Linked DNA regions of Homo sapiens: region 1 is linked to region 2. A link is a contact called in ENCODE Hi-C or POLR2A ChIA-PET data. All regions are on one chromosome and are shown on one strand. The core of a region is the stretch at or near the end of the contact, and the rest is flanking DNA. Distances in the headings are between cores, read along the strand shown.

Evidence for each region. A loop is a pair of places that touch in the nucleus more often than their neighbours do. ChIA-PET counts read pairs that join two places held with the same protein, here RNA polymerase II (POLR2A).
Region 1: a loop to region 2 is called in a map of endothelial cell of umbilical vein, with 2.8 times the contacts of the local background. The contact joins the promoter of RGS4 here to the enhancer-like site in region 2. A Hi-C loop is called at or near these places in 1 of 168 maps with a recorded cell type or tissue (endothelial cell of umbilical vein). POLR2A ChIA-PET finds 5 or more read pairs at or near these places in 3 of 52 experiments (AG04449, PC-3 and SK-N-SH).

Annotation. Positions count from the first base shown.
Region 1 is chr1:163,066,300-163,071,503 of GRCh38, reverse strand. It overlaps RGS4 (regulator of G protein signaling 4), which reads right to left and starts at 2,143. Exons shown (of 5, transcript NM_005613.6): 1 at 1,976-2,143. The coding sequence starts at 2,019.
Region 2 is chr1:163,031,871-163,037,415 of GRCh38, reverse strand. No RefSeq gene overlaps it. Among named protein-coding and RNA genes, the nearest start is that of RGS4, 35 kb to the left of the region's middle. RefSeq lists an enhancer at 860-2,059. Within about 2 kb of position 1,560, at least 6 of the 41 ENCODE cell types and tissues checked have a DNase peak (open chromatin) inside an H3K27ac peak, as active enhancers do; they include PC-3 and endothelial cell of umbilical vein, where a contact is called at or near this core.

The DNA.
Region 1 (5,204 bases), core at 894-3,393, 34 kb before region 2:
TTACTTTTTATTAAATATCCTCTTGCTTGCATCTCTTTTTATTAAAAAAGTCAAGAAATAGTTTAAAAAGAGAAATACCATTTTAAAAGAAATGAATAACTAAATGTGTCTATTTGGAGTAGGGAAAATAAAGCCTCAAAGATATAAAGACATTTAGGATGGCCACTAATACATTTATGTATGTAGGTTTTCCCAGAAAGTTTGAATTCCATTATGTTCTCTGACTGTCCCTTAAATAGTATTTTCTCTTCCTCGCAAGATTACTTTCCCTCCTCTGCTTCCCTGACTGATGACTGTTCAGGGGATGCAACATCCTTTTTGATTATAACAAGATACAATCCTGAATGTTAGGGTGATTCCAAGGTGATAATGTAAATATATCATGAAGTCCAAATAGAAACGAATTCATATTTCTATGTGCTGGATCCACCTGAGATCCTAGAGTTATTAATCAATGCAGGGGGTAAGTGTGCTTAGCAAGTATTCTTATAATAAAACCATAAAAATAAAAAACAAAATGACTTCAGAAGTTACTGGAGTCAGGAATTCTAGATTTGGTCCTAACTCACCCACCACCTATGTGACCTTGAGAAGGCAATGGCTCCTCTGGAGCCTCAGGCACTGGTGGTAAAGATGTTGGACTAGATGATTTGCAATTTATTGAGGAGGAAAGGGAAGAGCAGTTCATCCTGCTGACATAGAGTTTACCTCCTTAGATTAGCTGCTTAACTCTTTGAGGACAGAGCTCTAGTATTATCTTTTATCTGTTTTGCAAAATATTTACCAGAGCATAACTTTCTCCTGACACTCTTGTATTTTTGTACGGTTCATTTCATATGCAAGTTAAGTGAAGCTTGAAGTAATTTGCTCCACTCCATTCAGAAAATTAAGCGTGAAGGTCAGAGGAACTTATTTCATAGATACTCTCTGCCAGACCCTCCTGCTTCATTTTAAAGAAGCCATCGATACTTCCATACTCCTGAATGACAGAATATTTGGAAAGTAAATGTTTTAATAGTACATAAAAAATTATGTTTTCTGAGATTATTTCCAAAATAAAATTTGTGGTAATTTCTATTTGCAGTGCGATAAGAAAGCAGGTAGTATACCTTTAGGTTGACTTTTTACCTTTGACTGCAAGATTAAGTAATGTAATATGCACTCATTTTGTGTTTAATTTTCAACTGGCTAATATATGATCTTTCTCTGAATGCATTTCTTTATACCTTTTTTGAACAAACCAAAAACAAATGAATAGCTGTATGTCTGTAAGGTCTTTTAAAAAAATCAAGGGAGTATATTAACAAAACAATGTCTTTAAGATGAGATCTTCTACAAAACTATTAACTGATTTGTAATGATCAATATTTCTCAACCAAACTCATATGAGACACTTCAAGAACTAGAGATGGGGCAGAGAGATAAGGAAGATCTGGCTTTAAAACTCATATCTCATTGTAACATTTGCTTATAAGAACATAGAGAGTGAAAGTTACTGCACCACCACACGGAAAGCATAGTGCCTTTCTGATGATGGAGCCAAACCTCATTCTGGGGTACCTTTCCTGAAACAAGTTGTAGCATACAATCAGAAAGCCCAGAGCCAGGCTTCTATGTACTCCAGGGATGCTCAAATAGCAGTAGTAATCACAGATGGAGATATTACAGATCACTGTACATAGCCTCAAACCTCATCTCGCTTCTTAATTAAAACTAGCTTTCTTAGACCTGGCTTAAAGAATAGAACAGTTCTCAAAACTGAGGTCACACAAAACAACACATAAGGGCTGAAATTTGGGGAGCACATGTCTTAAGTCACAATATCTAGCTAGTCTTGGAGGAAAGTTAGAAAGTCGTGCTCTCCTGACCACACTGTTTCTAATTGCACAGAACTAGGTTAGTAAGTACAACATGTAAATAACTGAGAAAGTCTAGCCAAAAGTTTAATATGGTTAATGGCTGAAAGCAATCTTACCTCCTCAAGCAAGAAGCCGGCAGACCTGCAAGCCCTTTGCACATCTTATTTAACAGCTTGGAATTCGCAAGCAGGAAAGAAATGCGGCAGGAGGAGCTGTGGCTTCGGCTTTGAGCGTACTTTGCCTCTTCTCCGGTAAAGATATTGTCAGAATCCTCTGAGCGTCTTCCTGCTAAGCCTGTAGGGGTCTCTTTTATAGCCCAGCTACGACCGTCCAGCCAATCAGACGACCGCTCTGCAGTACCAGCTCCTCTGTCTCCCTCTGCCTCTCCAGCCCCTGAAAGAGATGAGGAAGAAAAGACTGACGCATCAGCAATGTTAAGTGAACGAGCAGAGAAAATCCTTCTGAAAAGTAGGGATATGGGAAAAAATGTACTCAATGTCTCCACCAATGTCAGAGGTTTAGAATTTCTAGAAAAGGAAAAAAAGTGTACAATGCTGCAAAATATAGTTTTTATTCATATGCCTGTAAAAAAAAAATATCAAGGAAGTTGCTTCCTGGAAGGAAAAGTACCAGCAGGAATTCTGGAGCTTACTTAGGAGCTGACTCCCAATGCCTTTCCTCTTTTGGATTAGAAGCATCATATTATACATGGTCCAAGATCTGATCCTCACGATTTCCAAAAGGGAGCTGGCAGGATCATCGTCTCCACGCAGTGATTTGCGGAAGTTGCCTTGGTTGTTATGCAAACAAGAAGGTGGAGAGAAATAGCTGGATGACAGACAGTTATAAGCCCGGCAGCATACAGAAACTACCCTAGGAAAAATAGATTTGCTATATCTGTAATCAACCTGACTGAGGAATACTTTTCTAGAAATCTTGGTAACAACAGAATTCAGCCTAGCACTGACAGTTTCTCCTTCACATGCCTGCGTCCTGTAAAAAGTCTAAACCGGCAGCTCGAGGACCAAAGGAGGGAGTAGATGAGCAAATATACACAGCAATTCTTATATCAAATGGGTTTATGTCTTATGTAATTCTAAGTCTCCAAACTGATATTTCAAAAGATAAAGAAAGAGAGATGTAGAGAGAAAGAGAGAGAGCAGGCAGAAAAATATGTAGTTTGCTTTGCGTATCACCAGCCTTCAAACTGATTGTAAGAATATTAAGCCCTATAGGTGTTTCTGAACACCTAGACAATCAGTATCTTTTACATACAATATCATGAACTGAAATGCCTGCATGGACAGAATCATTCAGGTGTTTCACATCTTATAGCCATAAACCAAATACCTACACCAGAGTTACAGAGGAAAGCTATAAGTGGAAGAAGGGAATTAATTGCTAGATCTGACCAAAACAGCTTTCATTTAGAAAGCAGATAGGTTCCTGATCATAGGCTACAGTGAGCTATACTTTATATATAAGAAACAGAGGCATCAAATAGTTTAGGTGGAAGAGATGAAAAATAGTTGGGTTCCAGTGAGATGCAAAATACCAAAAATATAGAAAGAATGGCACAAAGCAATGCCCATATGTGGCCCTACCCAATACGTGCCCTTGAACATCCCACACTGCCCCCACTACCAACACGTTCCATGACTAGCAGAGCAAGGAGACAGCAGACAAATGTAAAGTGGTGGAGGGACCATAATCTACAGAAGATGCATTTAAATTATAGGAAAAAGTCTCTAGCCGCCCATAAGAGGGCATTTATTGGATTAGCTACTGGGCAACTTTTCCTTGAATTATAACATAGAACAAATGAATGTTGACAGCCATCCTTGATGGTGGTGTGGAAGGAACTGAAGTGCAATATGAAACTAGGAAGGCCCTCAGACCAAGGAAGATGGACCAGGGAAATGAATCAGTCAGAACTGACATTAAAGAGGTCAGACTAATTAAAAGGGAAAGAAGGTCACTCAAAGAAAGACCATGGCCTTCTTTGTTTACCTGGGCACCTAAAAGAGTGATCACTCAAATAGATTGATTTCAGGAACATAAGTGAGTACCCAAAAAGATTTACTGATGCCTGAAATTCCACAATAAAAGTTTTATGTCTTGCACTTAGAATAAGAGAAGCCTGATTTGTCATGAGTTAAATATAAATCACTGCAATAGATGGGACTTTAAAGACAAAATGGGACTTCAAAGGCAATCTAGCCTAACACTCTCATTTCACCAAAAAGGAAATAGAGACCCAGAAAGAGAAAGTGACTTGCTGAGGTTACAGCTTCTTACTAACAGAGCTGGGTCCAGATACAGGTGTCTCGATACTCAGTTATGTGGATTGTCCACCATGCTATCCCATCACTCAACAGTCTTATCAAATAAGGTAAACTGTGTAAATAGAGATATTTCTAAACTACAAAGTGCTAGTCAAATAATTTTTATCATTCTATTATACACAGTATAGAACATAACCCAAAATTAATTTTACACATTTTATTCAAGGAGTGTTCACTTGCCCAATTTGTTCTTGCTCCTTGAAAGCAGGAGCTGCTGCTTTCAAGACATATTAACTAACATGTCTCTAACTTTGTGCTTAGCTCATTACTCTGTTCAGGCATTTCATGTTTACTCACTTCTTTGACTATTAAATCTTGCTTTCTTAGGAGTTTTAAGACTTTTAAAAAAGTGTTTGTAAAACGCTTCACATGAGTTAACTTACTTTTTCACTGTGGGACTTGCAGATTGTGTTTGAGGAGGCGAGGACTGGTACATCATGATACCTTGACAACCTTCCACCTTCTTTCTCTGATATGCACAAAGCATCAAATTCTGTTATTCTATGATTTGTCATTCCTGAATGACTCTGGTAGTGTGGAAGAGCTTTACTCTCAAAAGATCTACTTTTTATTTGTTCATTTGTTTAAGAAATATCTTTTGACCACCTACTCTGTATCAGGTGCTGTTTGAAGCAGTACCTGATACAAGCAGATAAAATCTCCGCTCTAGTAGAGTTTTCATCTCAGTAGAAGGAGTCAGAAAATAAACAAATCAGGTGATTCCAGATTTTGACCTGTACCATGAATAAAATGGGCAGGTGATGTGCTAGAGAGTAATCAGATGGTGAAGGGCTAATTCAGCCAAGGTGGTCAGGAAAGCCCTCTTTGAAGAGGTGGTATCTAAAATGAGATTTGATGGGTGAGAAGGAGAAAGCAATGCAAGAAGCCTAGGAATTAGTATTCCAAATAGAAGTAAGAGCAAGTGCGAGTGTTCTTTATCTAAATTGGGAAAGAACATAGCCATAAAAAAGAATGAAATCATGCCTTTTGCAGCAGCCTA
Region 2 (5,545 bases), core at 311-2,810:
ATTCCACCAAATTGCCCTTCAAAAAGGATTGCACAAAATCGATTGTGACTTTTCCCCACACCCTGGTAATATTGTTTATTATATACTTTATTTTTTTTCCAATTTGATGGGTAAAAATGACATCCCATCAAGGGTTCTTTAGTTTATATTTCATGAATCATGAGGTTTAGTAACTTTTTAATACATATGCTGGACACTTAGAGTCTTTTCTTTTTAACTAATATATGCTTTCCTTTGGGGTTCTTTTTCTTTGGCTATTTGTTGAAGACAACTTGACTCTATCAAGTATTTGGCAAATATTTTTGTGAATTTAAAACAAACTGAAAACAATCTAGGTTTCTATCAATGGAAAATGAATTTATAATTTATGGTGTATCCATACAATGAGATACTGCTATGGTTGAATGTGTCCCCCAAAGGTCATGTGTTGGAAACTTAATCTCCAAGACAACAGCCTTGAGAGGCAGGATTTTTAAGACATGACTAGGGATGAGGGCTCTGCCCTCATAGGTAGGTTAATGTCACTGTGGTGGAAGTGGGTGAGTTATCACAGGAGTGGATTTCTGATAAAAGAATGAGTTCAGCCTCTTTCCCCTCTTTCTTGTGTGCACTCCCTTACTCCTCTGCCACCCACCACGGGATGACAAAGCAAGAAAACTCTTTCTGGATGTGGGCTCCTTAACCTTTGACTTTCCAGTTTCAAGCACTGTAAGAAATAAATATATGTTCTTTATAAGTTACCCAGTCTGTGATATTCTAGTTCACAACTGTTACAGAAGTTATTGAAAAAGGCAATGGACTGATTTGGAAAGATGCTCAAAATATATTGTTAAGTGAACTAGAAAATGGCAGGATTATATATATAGTAGACTCCCCACTAAAGCACTTATGCATATACTTATATACACTTGTGAATTTATGGACAATAGTAAGATGTGGGTGTGGATGTTTCTAGTAGATAGAAATGGCCTTGAGGGCAAGGTTAACTTTTACTTTTTATTTTTTGCTTTTTACTTTTATTTTTGTATAGTAGCATGTATTACTTTTATAATAAAAATAATTAATAGTAACTTTGTAACATTGGCTTTGAAAAGTAATTTGCTTTTTAGGAGACACAGTAACAGGTGAGTCAGGTTCTGTCTTCTATACCATGCTGCCTCTGGGCAGAAACAAGGCTTTTCTGCAGCACATTGATGTTCCCAAGGCAGGCTTTAATGGCCCCCCTGCTTTCCATCAAACAAAGGGAAACCTCTGTGAGAGGTGGCAGAGAGCCATGGAAGGAAGGGCAGGAGGCTGAGAAAGTATCTGAGGATGAAGCATCACCAACCATGAGGCTGCACATTGCTTTCTCTTACTAATGATGATAATATCAGCTCTCATTGTCTGACAAAACTGAGGCTTTTCAGAAGCTGCATTTCCCACACTGAGGTCAAGATACTTCTATTGCCAAGGAAGGGTAAATGGATAGGAGGAGGCAAATTCTCCAGGGATGAGGATAGTGCCGGAAGTGGAGGTAAGTGAATTATGGGCTGATGATTCAGCAGCAAATCACCCATGGAAATGTCCCACCCACCTCCGGAGGCTGATTATTTTTCAAGGAACTTTGAGGGTCAAGACAACCACCTATGTTCCCAGGAGGTGGTAGAAAAATGTGCGTCTCAAACTTTTTACTTCCTAAGAATTCCTAACATTAGATGTGCCTCCCTACAAATTGAACTTGGTGTCTCATGTTTTCTTTAAATCCACATGATTTTTAAATCCTATTCTATGACTCATCTGTGTTGGTTATAGTAGAAAAATAATTTGTGTTCCCTGTATTTTCAATGATATCTGTTGAGTAGGAAAATAAGCTGTGTGTATTCCCTAAGGCATATTCAATTATTATTGGGTAGAAAGGAGGTTTTGAATTAGGCATACCTGGCTTTGATCTGCTTGTCACATATTTTTGCTCATGTTATTTAATACCTGAACTGCAACTTTCCTAACATCTATAAAGGAAAATAGTAATTTCATCTCTCTAGAATCTTATGAGAGCTAAATAGAAAAAAATATATCTCAGTACCTTTCACATAATGGGTATTAATTTAAGTGTTAAATTTTTCACTTTAAAATTGTTTTAAAATCTGAAAAAAACACCAATATTTATGAGTTCTACATTACTTAGAATTAGTTCCAGCAGTGTACTTAATAAAATAACAGTGGCTTAAACAGGATGGATTTTAATTTTTCTCTCATGTAAGAGAAATTTGAAGGATTATAGTCCAGAGCTGGTTTCAAAAGAAGAGACTCAAAATTCCTTCTGTATTTCTGATCCGCCATTTTTAGCACATTGCTTTCATGCTCAAGAGTGCCTAATGGTCCATGATGGTAGCTTCAGCTACAGCCGTCATATGCAAATTCCAGGCAGAATAAAGAAAGGTAGAAGGAAAGGGCAACACCCAATTACCCTGATTTGATCATTACCCATTATATGCTCACATCAAAACATCACATGTACCCCACAAATATGCACAACTAGTATATATCTATAATAATTAAAAATAAAAAACTTTAAACAAAGACTGAGAAATATTTTAATTAGGTACAATGCTTCCCCAAATATAGATGATATTCTGTTAGTAAGGATGAAGGAGAGAACTGATATTAAGCAAGCAATCAGTAGTCTCTGCCACAACTAGCTATTATGACACGCTAATAGCTAACGTTTATTGAGTGGTTACTATTAACATAAGCATTTGGGGCTCATGATGTAGGTACTCTCTTCTTCCTTTTAGAGATGATATAACAGAGGCTTAAAGAGGGTAAGTTAATAAGCAGCAAAGCTAGGATTTGCACCAAGGCAGGGTGTCAGGAGAGCCAACTTTCTTAAGTGAGCTGCTGTCCAGTGCTATGGCTGGGGATTCTCACATATAGTTTTAATAGATTTTCCAAATACCAATAGGAAAGTTGAAATTCTAAAGCATAAAATGGTCAGTTATTTGATGGAATTGCTGATGCCAATCAGTCGTGTGTTTGAAGATACTGGTTTTGCTAAAGTGATTGGATCTCTGGCTGGCACTTCATTCTATAACTATGACTAAAGCATAGTCAAATATAGTCTCCAGTCTTGGTATTTTGATCTTAAGGAAGAAACTTTCTCTGGCTTGAAGGCAAGTTATGTATATTCATTCAGTCTTGCATTCATTCTTTCATTGTACCATAAAGAATTTTTGAATTGATTCTATCTAAGAACCTAGGAATACAAAGATTATAAGGCAGCATCCCTATCCTTAAAGCTCATAGATAGAGCAGTTGCCTTTAAGTAATTCAATCACAACCCAAAGGAAGAAGGTGAATATAGTTAATAATTAATAATGTGTTGAATATTTTGAAACAGCTGAAAGGGAGAATTTTAAATGTTCTCACCACAAAAAATGATAAATATTTGAGATGATGCATATGCTAATTACCCTGATTTGATTATTCCACAATGTACACATGTATTGTAATATCACCTTGTACCCCATAAATATATACAATTATTATTTGTCAATTAAAAATAAAACTCAAAAAATACATTTTGTATTGCAGCCCCATACACTTCCTACTCACACAACACACTCAAAATTTTATGAAACATTTATTCTTACTCTATGAAATGTACTCTGATATTTTCTATGTATTCTATTCTGTTCTTCCTTTTAATGTGGAATGCCATAACTAAAATTAATTCAAGGTACTGATGAGTTGTGACCTATAATTTTAAGAACACACATCTATGGAAAAAGAAAGGCAATTAAACTAATAAGTTCAATATAATATGGAAATACTCTAAGAGCTGTATGAACAATGAGGCCTTGAACTGCAAAGAAAAAGACTAACTCTTCCTGGGGGATGTTGGGGTGCATTCTGAATTGAGTCTTAAGGGATAAAGGGGAAATTGTCATGTGGAAAATGGGAGGAAGGACATTCCAAGCAAAGGAAACAGCATGTGATTTGTGTGTAGGTGTGAGAGAGAATGGTAGAAAGCCAAGCAAGTGAGTCCAAGTATTGCAGGAAGGCTGGGAGAATGCTGGTTTGGACTTACAGGAAAAGTACAACTGTGCTGCGAAATGGCCTTAAGTAGACTGAGTACTTCTCAGAGTTCAGAAGTAGTTGATTCACACTCATCAGATCAGTTTCTATGTCTAGCAACAATGTGCACTGAAGACCTGACCAGTTCCAGTCAGCATTTATGTTCTGTGCTAAGGTCACAGAGGAGAGAAAGACTTGACCTTGACCTTGAGAGATTTGGTTTAAAGAAGCAGCTAGATGTACAAATAATTTTGATACCCCATGATTAGTTCTATCACAAGTTATGTACACAGAGAAGTGGGTGCACAAAGGAAAAATATATGAGTCCTGCTTGTGAGAATTGTGAATACTTTCACAGGGCTAAGTGTGGAAACAAGTAGTGGGAGTTTCAGCTTATTTTAAGAGTCAGTGCCTGTGAGATGGACAGTCTCATACACTGCTAGTGGGAGTCTAAATTAATATAACACTTATGGGAAGGAACTTGGCAATATGTTTCCATAGACATAAAAATATTCATAGCTGGCCGGGCTCGGTGGCTCATGCCTGAAATCCCAGCACTTTGGGAGGCCAAGGTGGGTGGATCATCTGAGGTCAGGAGTTCAAGACCAGCCTGGCCGACATGGTGAAATCCCATCTCTACTAAAAAAAAAAAAAATACATACAAAAATAATTAGCTGGGCATGGTGGCAGGCACCTGTAATCCCAGCCAGTCGGGAGGCTGAGGCAGGAGAATCACTTGAACCCGGGAGGCAGAGGTTGCAGTGAGTCAAGATCACGCCATTGCACTCCAGCCTGGGCAACAAGAGTGAAACACCATTTCAAAAAAAAAAAAAAATCATAGCCTTTTGCCAAACAATTGTATTTATAAAAGGCTATCTCAAATGTAATTTAAAGAGAGACCCAGTCCTCATGGGCCCTCTTCATTTCACCATGGTGTCGCATTCAAAGACATATAATCTAGCAAACAAATGTATTTGAAATTAGTGCCAGTTTTAACTACACCACTGGAAGAACACTAAAGAAGCTCCAGCATAGCTTCAGCTAGATCTGCTATCACACATTGGAACAGAAGGGGTGTACCATGTCTGTGTGTGCATCCCAGAAGAGGCCTAAGCTCCTTGCCAGTGTTAAAGGCATGAAGAGGGGGAGGCGTGAAAAGAGGGGAGAGAATAAAGTTATCCAGAAATTAAGCTAGCTTGGTATCTGTAACAGCAGAGAGCCAGAGCTGGCCATGAGAATGTGATCTCCATAGAAATTTGTCCAACACTATAGAGAAACAGCTTGTAACTTCCACAGGATGTGAAAATGGGGAGAGGAAGTCAAGAAAATCTTATCTAAATTATCCCAGGTAACATCTGGAATTTATTTGTAAAAATGGAAAGTTGCTCCAAAGTAGGAGCAGAGTAGGAGAACAATCAATTAAATGATTGATTAAATTACATTCTTATGATATAATATTTGCATTTATTGACTGTTACATTGTAGAAAAATT